2 separate regions of the Homo sapiens genome follow, and region 2 is linked to region 1. Evidence: chromatin contacts called from ENCODE Hi-C or POLR2A ChIA-PET data. All regions are on one chromosome and are shown on one strand. The core of a region is the stretch at or near the end of the contact, and the rest is flanking DNA. Distances in the headings are between cores, read along the strand shown.

Region 1 (5,816 bases), core at 1,399-3,898:
CAAGTGGAGGTAGTGGTTATGAGCTGGGGCACAGAGAACAGTATAGCCCAGGATTGAAAGCCCAGCTCTGGAGTCTAACTGTCTGGGTAAAAATCATAGCTCCACTGCTCACTGCGGGATTGACTTTGGGCAGGTACTTAACCTCTCTGAAGCTCTGTCTCCTCTTCTGGACAGCCAGAAAAATGATAGTAACCCCCTCAAAGGATTGTAGTGAGGGCTTGAAAGGCATATAAAGCCCTCTGCACAGTGCTTGGCACAGAGTTTTTAAAAAGAGATTTCTTTTTATGGTTTTGTTTGTTAAATTAAGGCGTTAACTACCAAATTGTGAAAAAAGCACCAAAAAGGAAAATGGGAAATGCATTTTCAGTTCCAGCTCTGCCACCACGGAGGCTTCAGCTTGTTCAGGCTGCAGTTTCCTTATCTATAAAATGGGGAGAGTGGTGGTCCCAGCCCAGGATTGCTTGGGGGCACGGAGTAGGATCATGTGTCCCACTGTTCCCAGCAGCTGGAGAATCAGAAGCCACAGTGGCAGATCCTGAACAAGGCCTCTCTCCCGAGTGTGTGGGGAGCCCCAGGAGACTTGCACAGCAGTCCAGAAGGCAGGAGGGAGAGCTCTGGGTGGGCCCCTGCAGATTCTTTGGGGCTCTCTGTGTCCCTGGTCCCAGAGTCTCCTGAAAGGGAGGTGGCTTCTGGGAATCAACACAGCCCTCTGGAAGAATAGCCACTCCCTTAGAAAGGCACATTCATTCAATCATTTATTCTTTCATGTGGTTATTTCTTTTTTCTTTTCTTTTCTTTTTTTTTTTTTTGAGATGAAGTCTCGCTCTGTCGCCTAGGCTGGAGTGCAGTGGCGTGATCTCAGCTCACTCCAACCTCCATCTTCAAGCAATTCTCCTGCCTCAGCCTCCTGAGCAGCTGAGATTACAGGCACCTGCCACCACACCTGGCTAATTTTTGTATTTTTAGTAGAGATGGGGTTTCACCATGTTGTCCAGGCTGGTCTCGAACTCCTGAGCTCAAGTGATCCACTTGCCTCGGCCTCTCAATGTATTGGGATTATAGGTGTGAGCCACTGTGCCCAGCTTCATTCAGTTATTTCTTGAGCACCTAGTATGTGCCAGGTGTTTGGGTAGATGTCAGGGGTACAACAGAGACGAAGTCCCTGCCCTCAAGGAACTAGATATCCATGAGACTGAGTGGGTCATGCTGTTCGGGGGCTCTGAAAGCACAGAGGATGGGCCCCTGCCTGCCGCCAGGGGCCTGAGACTAAGGATTGGTAGGAGTGAGTGATGGCCAGTGAACGGCAGGTGGGAGGTAGAGTAAGTGTTTCAAGCTGAGAGAACCGCATGTGCAATTCTCTCCTGAAGTGAGAGGGCCCAGCGGGATCTGCTTGTAGAGGTGAAGTCGGCCATTTAGTCTGGCTAGAGTATAGGGCCTGAGGAACAGGCCTGGAGGAGTCTCGGAGAAGCCTCACATTTAAGAATCATGGAAACGGAGGCCAGAGAGGGCGAGGGATGTGCTTGAGTCACTGCAACCCAGGCCTCTTCCTCTTTCCACTGCACCCCATGGTCTTCCTGGAGAACTCAGAGGCCCTGGCCAGAAGGTGAGCTTTCCCAGCCCCCAGGGGCTGCCCTGGGAGGTGGAGATAATACGAGGCTTTGAGAAGGGGGAGATGGAGGGTAATGGTTCCTTCCTCACCGGGGACTCACATGAGCCTCTGTGTTTCAGACCATCAGAAGCTGGAGCGTGAAGCCCGCATCTGCCGCCTGCTGAAGCACCCCAACATCGGTGAGCCTTGTGGGATGAGAGGGGCGCAGGGGAGCCAGGCCCTGCTCCCCTGCCCACCCTGGCACGTGGGTGTTTGCGGGTTGGGTGGAGAGCAGCTGCTCTCTTCTCTGGGGATGGAGGCAGCAGAGATGGGAAAGGGGGCGTCTTTAATGGTTTCCACATTCCTCAGAGCCAGCTTGTTTCGGGGGAAGGTGAAGAAAGGCCCTTCCTCCCATCCCACACTGCCGGCAGCCTCCGGAAAAGCTGTTTCAGGAAAACTTCTAAAGCTCTGGGAGAGATGAAAATAGGCCAGGGGGACATGCTTGGCCTTGACCGCTGTGGCCCATTCCCCATACCCACACCCATGCCGATTCAGCCTGGCACCGTGGCCCTGCCCTCCTCCGTCGACCTGGCACCTGCCTGCCTACAGGGTCAAGCTCCAACTCAGGCCCTGGCCCACAGGCCGGGCACAGGCTGCATGGAGAGGCTGGGCCATGGCAGGCTGGGACAGAGCCAGGGCAGCAGAACCCGTGGGGATGGGCTCTGAAACAACACCTCGCTGCCTGGCCCCCCTTCTTCAGCCCTTGTGCAATTGGGGGGCTGATCCCTGCCTATGAGGGTGCTGAGTCATGAGGGCAGGAAGTGTGGCTTTGAGGGCTAATTCTGTCAGGGAATTGCTGTGGGACCTTGGGCAGGAGCACTGCCCTCTCTGAATCACTTCCCCCCATCCTCTGAGGGAAGGTCTGTCTGAACCAGCATCTTGGGCACCTTGTGAAAAGGTAGACTTGGATTCACTGGGCCTGGGATGGGGCCAGGATTTTGCAGTTCTAACACTCTCTGAGTTGATGCCAAGCCTGCTGACTCATAGACCGCACTGAGGAGCAGGGCCTAGGTGATCGCTAAGGACTCTTCCAACTCTGACAGCCACCATGCCTTCTCACAAGGCAGGGAAGCCTCTCTCCGTGCCCAGGGCCCCAAGGGTTAACTCTCCTGCCAGAGAGAAGCATCTCCATCTGCTATTTATACCCAGAAGGCACCTCCCCTTCCCTGCACAAACAGCAGCCAGAGGCTCCGGGACCAGCATCAGAGAGACATCCCTGGGTTGGCAGGGAGCAGCCCTGTTTGAACCCTGGTCCCTGACCTACTAATGTCCTCACCATGTGGCCTTCAGCAGCCCCTGCCTATTCTGGGCCCCCAACCCCCCAGCTGTGTGATGGAGGGGGTTGAGAGTGATCTCTGACTGTAAGATCTTATGGTCCTTACGGAGGCTACCAGCTCCAGTGGAAGGAGGGGAGTGTGTGTTAAGTGTGTGAGAGTGTGTGGAGTGTGTGAGTGAATATGTGTGTGAATGTGAGTGTGAGTGCGAATGTGTGCGTGTGAGTGTATGTGTATGCATGTATGTGTGTGTGTATGTGACAGTGTTGGAGTGTGTGTGAATGTGTGTCTGTGTAAGTGTGTGTGTGAATGTGTGTATGTGAGTGTGTGAGTGTATGTGAGAGTGTGTGGAGTGTGTGAATGCACGTGTGTGAGTGTGTGAATGTGTGTGTGAATGTGCGTATGTGAGTCTGTGTAAGTGTGTGTGTGTGAATGTCTGTGTGAGTGCATGTATGTGAGTGTGTGTGAATGTGTGAATGTGTGTGTGTGTTGCTGCACAACTGCAGCTATCTCAGGTCAACACTGCCTCCTCATGTTCACACCTCCCTCTCCCTCTCATTCCCAGCTATAAAATGGGGAGCAGGAGGTTATGGCTTTGGAGCTGACAGACTACAGCTCAAATCCTGAGTTTGCTGCTTCATTGCTGTGTGACCCTGGACATGTAGCTCCACCACTTTGAAGCTCAGTTTTCTCTGCAAAATGGAAATGATAACTAGCTCATAGGATTGTGATGATTAAATAGACCACAGCACAATGACAGTCATTATCATTAAGCTGCCCCCCTCTTCCCCAACCAACACCTTCCATCAGAACAACCTTGCCTGAAGACATCTTCTTGCCTAAAACTCCATATGATTGTCATTCCTCGGGGCCATGAGGATTTTTAGTGGTTACTGGAGGCACTATATTATATATAACATGGTGGTTAGGAGAATGGGGTTTGCAGTCAGACACCCGGTTTCAATCTCAGCTCTGCCGTTAACTAAGTGTTTGAGCTTGGGCAGACTGTGAACCTCTTAGCCTCAGTATCCTCCTCTATGAAGTGGGGATAATCACAGCACCCACCTTCTAGGACTGTTGGGAGGGTAAAATGAGATAGCGTTAAGTAAAGCACTTGGCACAAAGCCTAGTGTGTGGTAAAAGCTCAGAAATGGTAGCTATCATCATCATCATCATTGAGTCATTTACTCCTTCCTTCATTCACCTGATGTCAGGTGCATCGTAGACCCACCCCATGCCAAGGTCTCTGCTAGGCACTGAGAATGTGCAGGAGAAGTGAGGATGGGGAATGGGAGTGGGGGTGGTGGCGATGCGCAGGCGGGACTGGAAAGCAGAGCTGAGCATCCAGCACAGGAAGACCCCAGAGGAGCTTTGAGCTGCTGTCAGGGCTGGAAGGTTCCTTGGAGGGTGCACTTCCTGATCCTCCAAGCATCTTCCTTCAAAATTGTAATCTTCCCAAAGACGTGCAAAGAGGTACAGATGTGGGCTCAAAACCCGAAAGGTGAGCTTGTGCCTAAAGACACTGGACTGAGTCCTGTTCAGCCTGCTTGGCCAATCTAGACAAGGTTACTACTGGTCGCTGCTTCTGTGTGGCCACTGCTCTGCTCCCCAGGGGTCCAGGTCAGTGAGGTCCCAGGTCAGTCCAGTCCCCAGGGGACCAGGTCAGTGAGGCTCAGCACAGGTCAGTCCAACTGTGTTGTGCACAAAGCATTTACCTCCCAGATCCTTCTTGGGAGAGGTCGGTAACCTGCTGTCTCTACCATCACCACCTGCAGATGAGGGAGACGCCAGAAGGCCACCCCAAGGCACAGGGGACTTGCACTGTGCTAGGGACAACCTGAAAGTTTAGTAGGTGATTTGTGGTGGGGAAGGGAAGTATGGTAGGTCAGTGATGAAGTTGACAATATCTCCATTTATCGAACTCTTCCTAGTGCCAGGTGCTGTGCTAAGTGGCTTACAGGAATCATCACATTAATGACTATAGCAGTCCAGTGGTATTAGCATTACTGTTTGGAAGGGAGGCTCAGAGAGGTTAAGTCATTTGCCCATAGCTACATAGCTTGTAAGAGGTGGATCTGGGAGACGAACTCCGCAAGTCTGACTCCAGAGCCCTTGTTCCCAGTCCTTCTATTTAGCTTTCCAAGTGGATATCACATATATGGTGTCAGGGGGACATGCAAATAAGGGAACAAGTACTGTCCTTCAACCTCCAAGAAAAAAATCCACTGTCGGAAAATCACAGGCATGCCAGAAGTGCATGAATCAAGCCACATAAATAAAAAGCTAGGTTACAGATTTGTTTGTTCTATGACAATATTTTAAACAGTCAAAAGTGACAGAATGACTCAATGGGCACGGACACGTCAGTCACTCCACCAGGAGACAGGACCATGATGATAGCCTATGGCCCTTGAATCTTGGGCTCTGGCTGAGTCGTTCCTCAGGCAGCCTCCACTGATGGAAGGGGAGGCTTTGTGTGTGAAAACGGCCCTGAAACAAGAAATCCTGTCTCCTGGGCTCTGAGGTGTGACTCGACCTCAGGGACTGAAGCCAACTCTAGTACCATCACGTGTGTGGTGCACTGCAAACGTAGGGGCTGAATTCCAACCCATGTGCCCCTTGCCCAGCTGCTCAGAGGGGTAGCCTCTTACCATCAACACAAAGTCACCATCTGAGGGAGAGTCAGCTCTGGAGAAAACCTCCCTCAATTCTGTCCATTTCCCTGAGACCTGAGGACATTCTCTAAAGGGGCTGAGGCCCTGGGTCAGAGGGTAGATCTGGGACTCCAGTCTTCTTGTGGCTCCTTCCAAAGCCTGTTGCCATGGTTCTAAAAGCCCTTTCTGAGATGATTCTAGCTGCAGCTTGGCTTCTCAGAGCTTCTTACACTCAGGAAA
Region 2 (5,816 bases), core at 1,247-3,746, 56 kb before region 1:
AAATAATAACAATAAATAAAAAAATAAAAAGTAGCCAGGTGTGGCAGCACATATCTGTAGTCCTAGCTATCCTGGAGGCTGAGGTGGAAGGATTAATTGAGTCCTTCCACTCAGGTGTTCAAAGCTGCAGTGAGCTATGATTGAGCCACTGCATTCCAGCCTGGGTAACAGAGTGAGACCCAGTCTCAAAAAAAAGTTAGTGTAGCCTAAGTGTCCAGTGTTTATAAAGTCTACAGTAGTGTACAGCAATGCCCTAGGCCTTCACACTCACTCACCATTGACTCACTGACTCACCAGAGTAATTTCCAGTCCTGCAGGTTCCATTCACAGGAAATGCCCTACACAAGTGTAAAGTTTTTTTATCTTTTTCATCTATTTTTGTCTTTTTTTAGAGATAGGGTGTTGCCATGTTGCTATGTTGCCCAGGCTGATCTTGAACTCTTAGAGTAAAGGCTGAGTCCCAACCTCAACCTCCTGTAGCTGGAATTACAGGTGTGTGCCACTGTACCCAGATTTTTTTTTCTTTTTTAATTATCTTTTACATGGTGTTTTACTGTGCCTTTTCTGTTTGGATATGTTTAGTTACTCAATTACTTACCGTTATGTTCCAATTGCTTACAGTATTCAGTACAGGAACATGCTGGACAGGTTTGTAGCCTAGGAGCAATGGGCCCTCTCATATAGCCTATGTGTGTAATGGGCTATCCCATTTAGGTTTGTGTAAGTGCACTCTGTGATGTTCACACATGATGAAATTGCCTAACAACATATTTCTCAGAACATACCCCAGCAGTTAACTCACACATAACAATATTTGGAAATAGAGGCTTACAGATTAACTCAAATTAAGATGAGTTGTACTGGATTTGTGGGGAAGTCTAATCCAATGTGATTGGTGTCCTTATAAGAAGTGAGGAGACACACACATGGAATTCCATGTGAAAACACAGACACACAGGGACAATGCCACGTGAAAACAGAGGCAGAGATTGGAGCGATGTGTCTACAAGCCAAGGATTGATGGCCACAACCAGGAAGGAAGAAATTACAGATATCAACAGACATGGTTCCTGCCATGGAAGAGGCAAGAACAAATTCTGCCTAGAGTTTCAGAGGAGCATGGACCTACTGACATCTTGATTTTGGACTTCTAGCCTCTAGGACTGAGAGAATACATTTCTGTTGTTTAAGCCACCCACTTTGTGGTTCTTTGTTATGGCAGCCACAGGCAGCAAATCTACCTGTATTCGGTCTTTCCACCTGAAAGTGAGGGAGAGGGCCCCAGGCTTTTGATGCACTGACTTGATAAGACCAGCTCCTCCCAAGAGGCAAGGCCAACACTCAGAGCCTTCTTGTCCCTGCATGAACCTCAGTGATGCCCAAGGTAGCTCTCCCTACCCTGGACTATTCTGTTCAATGTAACCCCCATTCCTTGGTCCTCCTGTATGCCAGGCCACTGTGGAGGGAGGTGGGGATATCCAGATAATGAAGATGTGACTCTGCCCAAGGAGCTTACAACCTAGGGAGTTTGAAAGCACCAGGCAATTTGCCATAAGAGTGGGCAGAGAGTGCTTCCATTTGGGGGACCTCAGAAGGCTTCATGGAAATGGTGAAATGTGAGCTAGTCCTCAAAAGGTAGGCAGGATTTCAACAGGCAGGGTTGCTAATGATAGCTTAATGCTGATAAATATCTTACTATGTGTGAGACATTGTTCTACATGGTTTCCATATGTTAACACACTAAATCCTCACAACAGCTCTGTGAATAACAGAGTCACGACTATCCCATTTTACAGATTAGGAAACCAAGGCCCAGGGAGGTTAACTGAGGAGCCCAGATCACACAGCTGGCAAGTAGCAGAGTCCACGTCGAAACGCAGGCAGCCTATCTCTTTACCATGTCTCCAACTGGGGCAGAGATGGAGGTATATATCATTCCTGGCAGAGAGAAAAATGTAAGCAACGCTCTGACATGGGGAGAGTCAAGGGCACTTTGGGGAAATGGGTAGTTTTCCAAGGTAGTGGACTTGGGGAAGGAGGCAACAGTAAAGGTAAGAGCATTCCACAAGGAACATTAAGGCTTTGCTCCAGTCTTGGCTTGGTCAATGTCTGGCACAACACAGCAATTAAGACTGTGGGCTTTAAAGAGAGGGGCTGCATCTTTAATGTGATTTTAGATGATATGCTGTATGAGTCAGAATAGCTTAGGTTACGCTGCAGTAAATAAACAACCTGAAAGACTTAATGAATTATAACACCAAGCTTATTTCTTGCTTGTGTTACATAATCACTGTGGCTTAGCTGGGGGCTGTCTCTCCTCTTCACTGACCTCACTCTGGGAACCAGGCTCTGGACAAGAGAGGGCTGGCTGGCCTCACACCAGGAATTAAAATGTTCTAGCCCAGAAGTAATGTGCCATTTAGAAAGGGCCAGAACTGGTCACATGGCCCCACCCAATCACAAAGGAATCAGGAGGTGTCAACCCTCCATGTGCCTGGGAGGCAGAAAGCCAGAAATGTTTGCTGAACAGCACTAATGATGACTACATAGCTAAACCATATTAAATAACAGTGAAGCACGCAGTGAAAAACTGATTCCCTTTTCAATCTCATTTTAGCTTGCAGATTATTTCAAGAGAAATCCTGACTCAGTTCAGTGCTTGTGTATCATCAATACCTTTCTAACATTTGTTAATCTCTCTTGTTCATCAGTTGAATAAAGGTTTCAGATTTAGCTCTTTGAACAGCAACAGTATCCAGCTGGAATTTACTAACATTATTTCCTTTTTTTTTTTTGCTTTTATTTTTACTTTTGCCTAATATGTGTTTCCATTAATAGTAGTATTATAATAAGTTCCCTTTGAGAAAAAATTAATATAAGGAAATCAAACACAATGAAAACCAGAGCGAGCTCTAGAGTCAGAAGGCCGGGGTTCAAATCTTGAGTCCTCTACTTAGTAGTTGCTTGATCTTGGGCTTGTCATTAAACCTCTGAAGCCTCAATTTCTCCATCTGTAAAATGGCAGTAACACGAGTACCCACACCAAAGGTTTGTTAGATGTTACTCAAGCTCTGACCACACCGCCTGACCCATAGTAAGTTCTTGATGTTAGCAATTGTTATTATCTAGCTGGGTGGCCCCGTCCGTCTCTGGCTTCAGAGGATGATCTGTGGCAGGCTGTCTTCCCTGCTTAGGATAGTCAAGGTAGATACAGGTCCTTGAATGCCAGAGTGACTGAACTTTGCAGGCAGGGAGAGGACCCCAGCAAGCCTGGGCAGCCCCCTCCCCTGCCAGGCCCGGTCCCTTCCTGCAGGTGTTGTGCTGAGCCTCTGGCTGACAGCTGTGTTTTCTCTGCTCAGCAAAGGCTTTAACCATAAACAGGAGAAATCGGGTGACCCCTAGTCCCCGGAAAGCCTCACCTCAGGGGCCTGGGTGAGAAAGGGCTCCTTCTGTCTGAGGTAGGGGTGGGCTCTGCATTCCTCAGTTTCAACCATTTGGTCAGATTTCCTCCTGGAATGCAGCTGGAGGGCCCGGCCCCCCGCCAGAAATAGCACAGTGCAGGGTGGCTTTGCTGTGGTCTCCCTGCCTACTTTGGGGAGGGGCTCACTTTCAAGGTCCCTGCTGGTGCTGAGAGGGCTGATGTTCACAGCTGTCTGGATGGGACATGGATGCCCCTCAGAAAGATGGTTAAGCTCTTCTCAGCTTAGTTCTCATTCAGGTATTCGAGAGTCTTACTCTGAACTCCAGCCTACGGAGGCATGGACTTGCATTTAGCAAGAAATGAACATGTTTTAACATGGCCCACAAGGTCTGGCCACTCCCTGCCCACATCTCACCCTGCACTGCTCCCTTCTCCCTGCAGTCCCACTGCCTCCTTGCTGTGTCATCCACAGCAAAGCCTTCTCCTGACACTGGTGCCTGCCTTGACCTCGCCGTGCTTGAGACACTCCTCCTGCCTCTTCACAAGCCCAGGCTCCCCTCATGGCTCAGCCCTCCTGGCTCAGGAAATGCCACCTCTTCAGAGAGGTTGCCCCTGGCCACTCCATCCAAAGTGGCCTCTTCCCATCACTCTCCACTGTATCTGTCATTTTCTTGTTTATTGTCCATTTGTCTATTTATTGTCTCATTTTCCCCCACTAGAATATAAGTTCCATGATGGAAGGAACCATGTCTATTGATATCTGTATTTTCTTTGCTCAACGAAGGGGTTAACCGTGAACATCAGTGATACGGTTAGGCTTTGTGTCCCCACCCAAGTCTCCTCTTGAACTGTAATCCCCATAATCCCCACGTGTCAAGGGAGAGTCCAGGTGGAGGTAACTGGATTATGGTGGGTGGGTCGCGATAGAGTTCTCATGGGATCTGATGGTTTTATAAGGGGCTCTTCCTTTTTTGCTTGGCACTTCTACCTGCTGCTTTGTAAACAAGGTGCTTTGTTTCCCCTTCATCTTCTGCCATTATTGTAAGTTTCTTGAGGCCTTCCCCAGCCATGCTGAACTGATGAGTCAATTAAGCCTCTTTCCTCTGTAAATTACCCAGTCTCAGGCAGTTCTTTATAGCAGTATGAAAACAGAATAATACAATTAGCAATTGGGTGACCGTCAGTCCTCAGAAAGCCTGTTCTGAACTCTGTCCCCCAACTCCTATAGGTACTCAATATATAAATACTCATCACATGAATGAATGAGTGAATAAATGAAAGGAGAATGTTAGAAGAGACCCTGGATAATGTCTACTATAATATTATCTAAATAATAACTACCAATTTCTAAGAGCTTTATCAGTGTCCTATACTGTGCTAAGTGCATTACATACATGATCTCATTTAGTTTTGCAGTAGCAGGCACTGGTTTTCCCAGTTTCCCTTTTTCAGAGGCCCAGAGAGGTTAAGTGACTTGCCAAGGTCACACTGTAAGAAGCAGACTTAGGACTCCAACCCCAAACTAGGTTTGCCTTGTGGCAAAACCCATGCTCTTAACCCTCACCCCAACAGCCACCCGGAGATGGGGTTGACTTGTACTCAAAGGGGTAAGGGAGGTTATCAGGGAAACTTCTCACTGCCTCCTACCATCCCTTCCCAGCCCAGACAGTTGCTGGTACTTTCTGCCCAGTACTACTTCACAGAGTCAGTGTCCAGCTTCCGAACAGCATGGAGGCAGCTCTGAGTCATCCGAATCCCAGTGGCCCCCACAGGTCAGCTCTCAGGCCATGACCCAAGGCCACTCATCCGCTGACTCTTTTACTCCTAGCCTAGCTGGAGGATGTGCCAGGCTCACCAAGGTACAGGGGAAGGGCCCTGAGGTTGAGCTGCGCTGCTCTCAGCCACAAAGAATGCCGCTGACTCACAGCAGTGAGGCAGGCAGACGGTGACTCAGGGGTCACACAGGCACAGCCCCCAGGGAGGAGAAGAGAGGGTCTTGTGGTAGGATGCGGACCAGGCCCCAGTTCATGGCCTGACATGCAGTGAGGGCTCTCTCCATGCCAGCGATTATCATCTTGCTTAATGACTCAGACTGCCTTCCCCTCAGTGGGCCTTGACCTCCCTGCCTGTGCATGGAGCAGATGCAGAGGATGTCCTGTGATGGGATGTCATCTGTGATTAAGGTAATCAAAGCGGGTGAGAACCAGGTGATGCAAAGCTGCGAATACCAATGTGAAGAATCGAGACTGGATTTTCTGGAGGCCAAAGCCCAGACCTGAGAGTTGGGAGTCCTGGGTTCGAGCCCTGCCCTTTACAAGGACTCACTGTATGACCTTGGTAAACATTACCTTGCCTCTCTGAGCCCTGATTCTTGCATCTGTCAAAAGCAAGCTTC

Evidence for each region. Hi-C counts contacts between places; a loop is a spot of excess contacts on that map. ChIA-PET counts read pairs that join two places held with the same protein, here RNA polymerase II (POLR2A). Pooled maps may share reads with other maps.
Region 2: a loop to region 1 is called in a map of PC-3, with 5 times the contacts of the local background. The contact joins two enhancer-like sites. A Hi-C loop is called at or near these places in 6 of 168 maps with a recorded cell type or tissue (MCF 10A, PC-3, PC-9 and 3 more) and 2 of 50 pooled maps. POLR2A ChIA-PET finds 5 or more read pairs at or near these places in 3 of 52 experiments (BJ, CD8-positive, alpha-beta T cell and MCF 10A).

What each region holds. Positions count from the first base shown.
Region 1 is chr5:150,260,928-150,266,743 of GRCh38, reverse strand. CAMK2A (calcium/calmodulin dependent protein kinase II alpha) reads left to right here. Exons shown (of 19, transcript NM_015981.4): 3 at 1,729-1,788. Among named protein-coding and RNA genes, the nearest start is that of CAMK2A, 26 kb to the left of the region's middle. RefSeq lists an enhancer at 1,521-2,056. Within about 2 kb of position 2,648, at least 11 of the 41 ENCODE cell types and tissues checked have a DNase peak (open chromatin) inside an H3K27ac peak, as active enhancers do; they include PC-3 and PC-9, where a contact is called at or near this core.
Region 2 is chr5:150,316,876-150,322,691 of GRCh38, reverse strand. No RefSeq gene overlaps it. Among named protein-coding and RNA genes, the nearest start is that of ARSI, 17 kb to the right of the region's middle. RefSeq lists enhancers at 5,152-5,446, 4,588-5,787. Within about 2 kb of position 2,496, at least 9 of the 41 ENCODE cell types and tissues checked have a DNase peak (open chromatin) inside an H3K27ac peak, as active enhancers do; they include PC-3 and PC-9, where a contact is called at or near this core.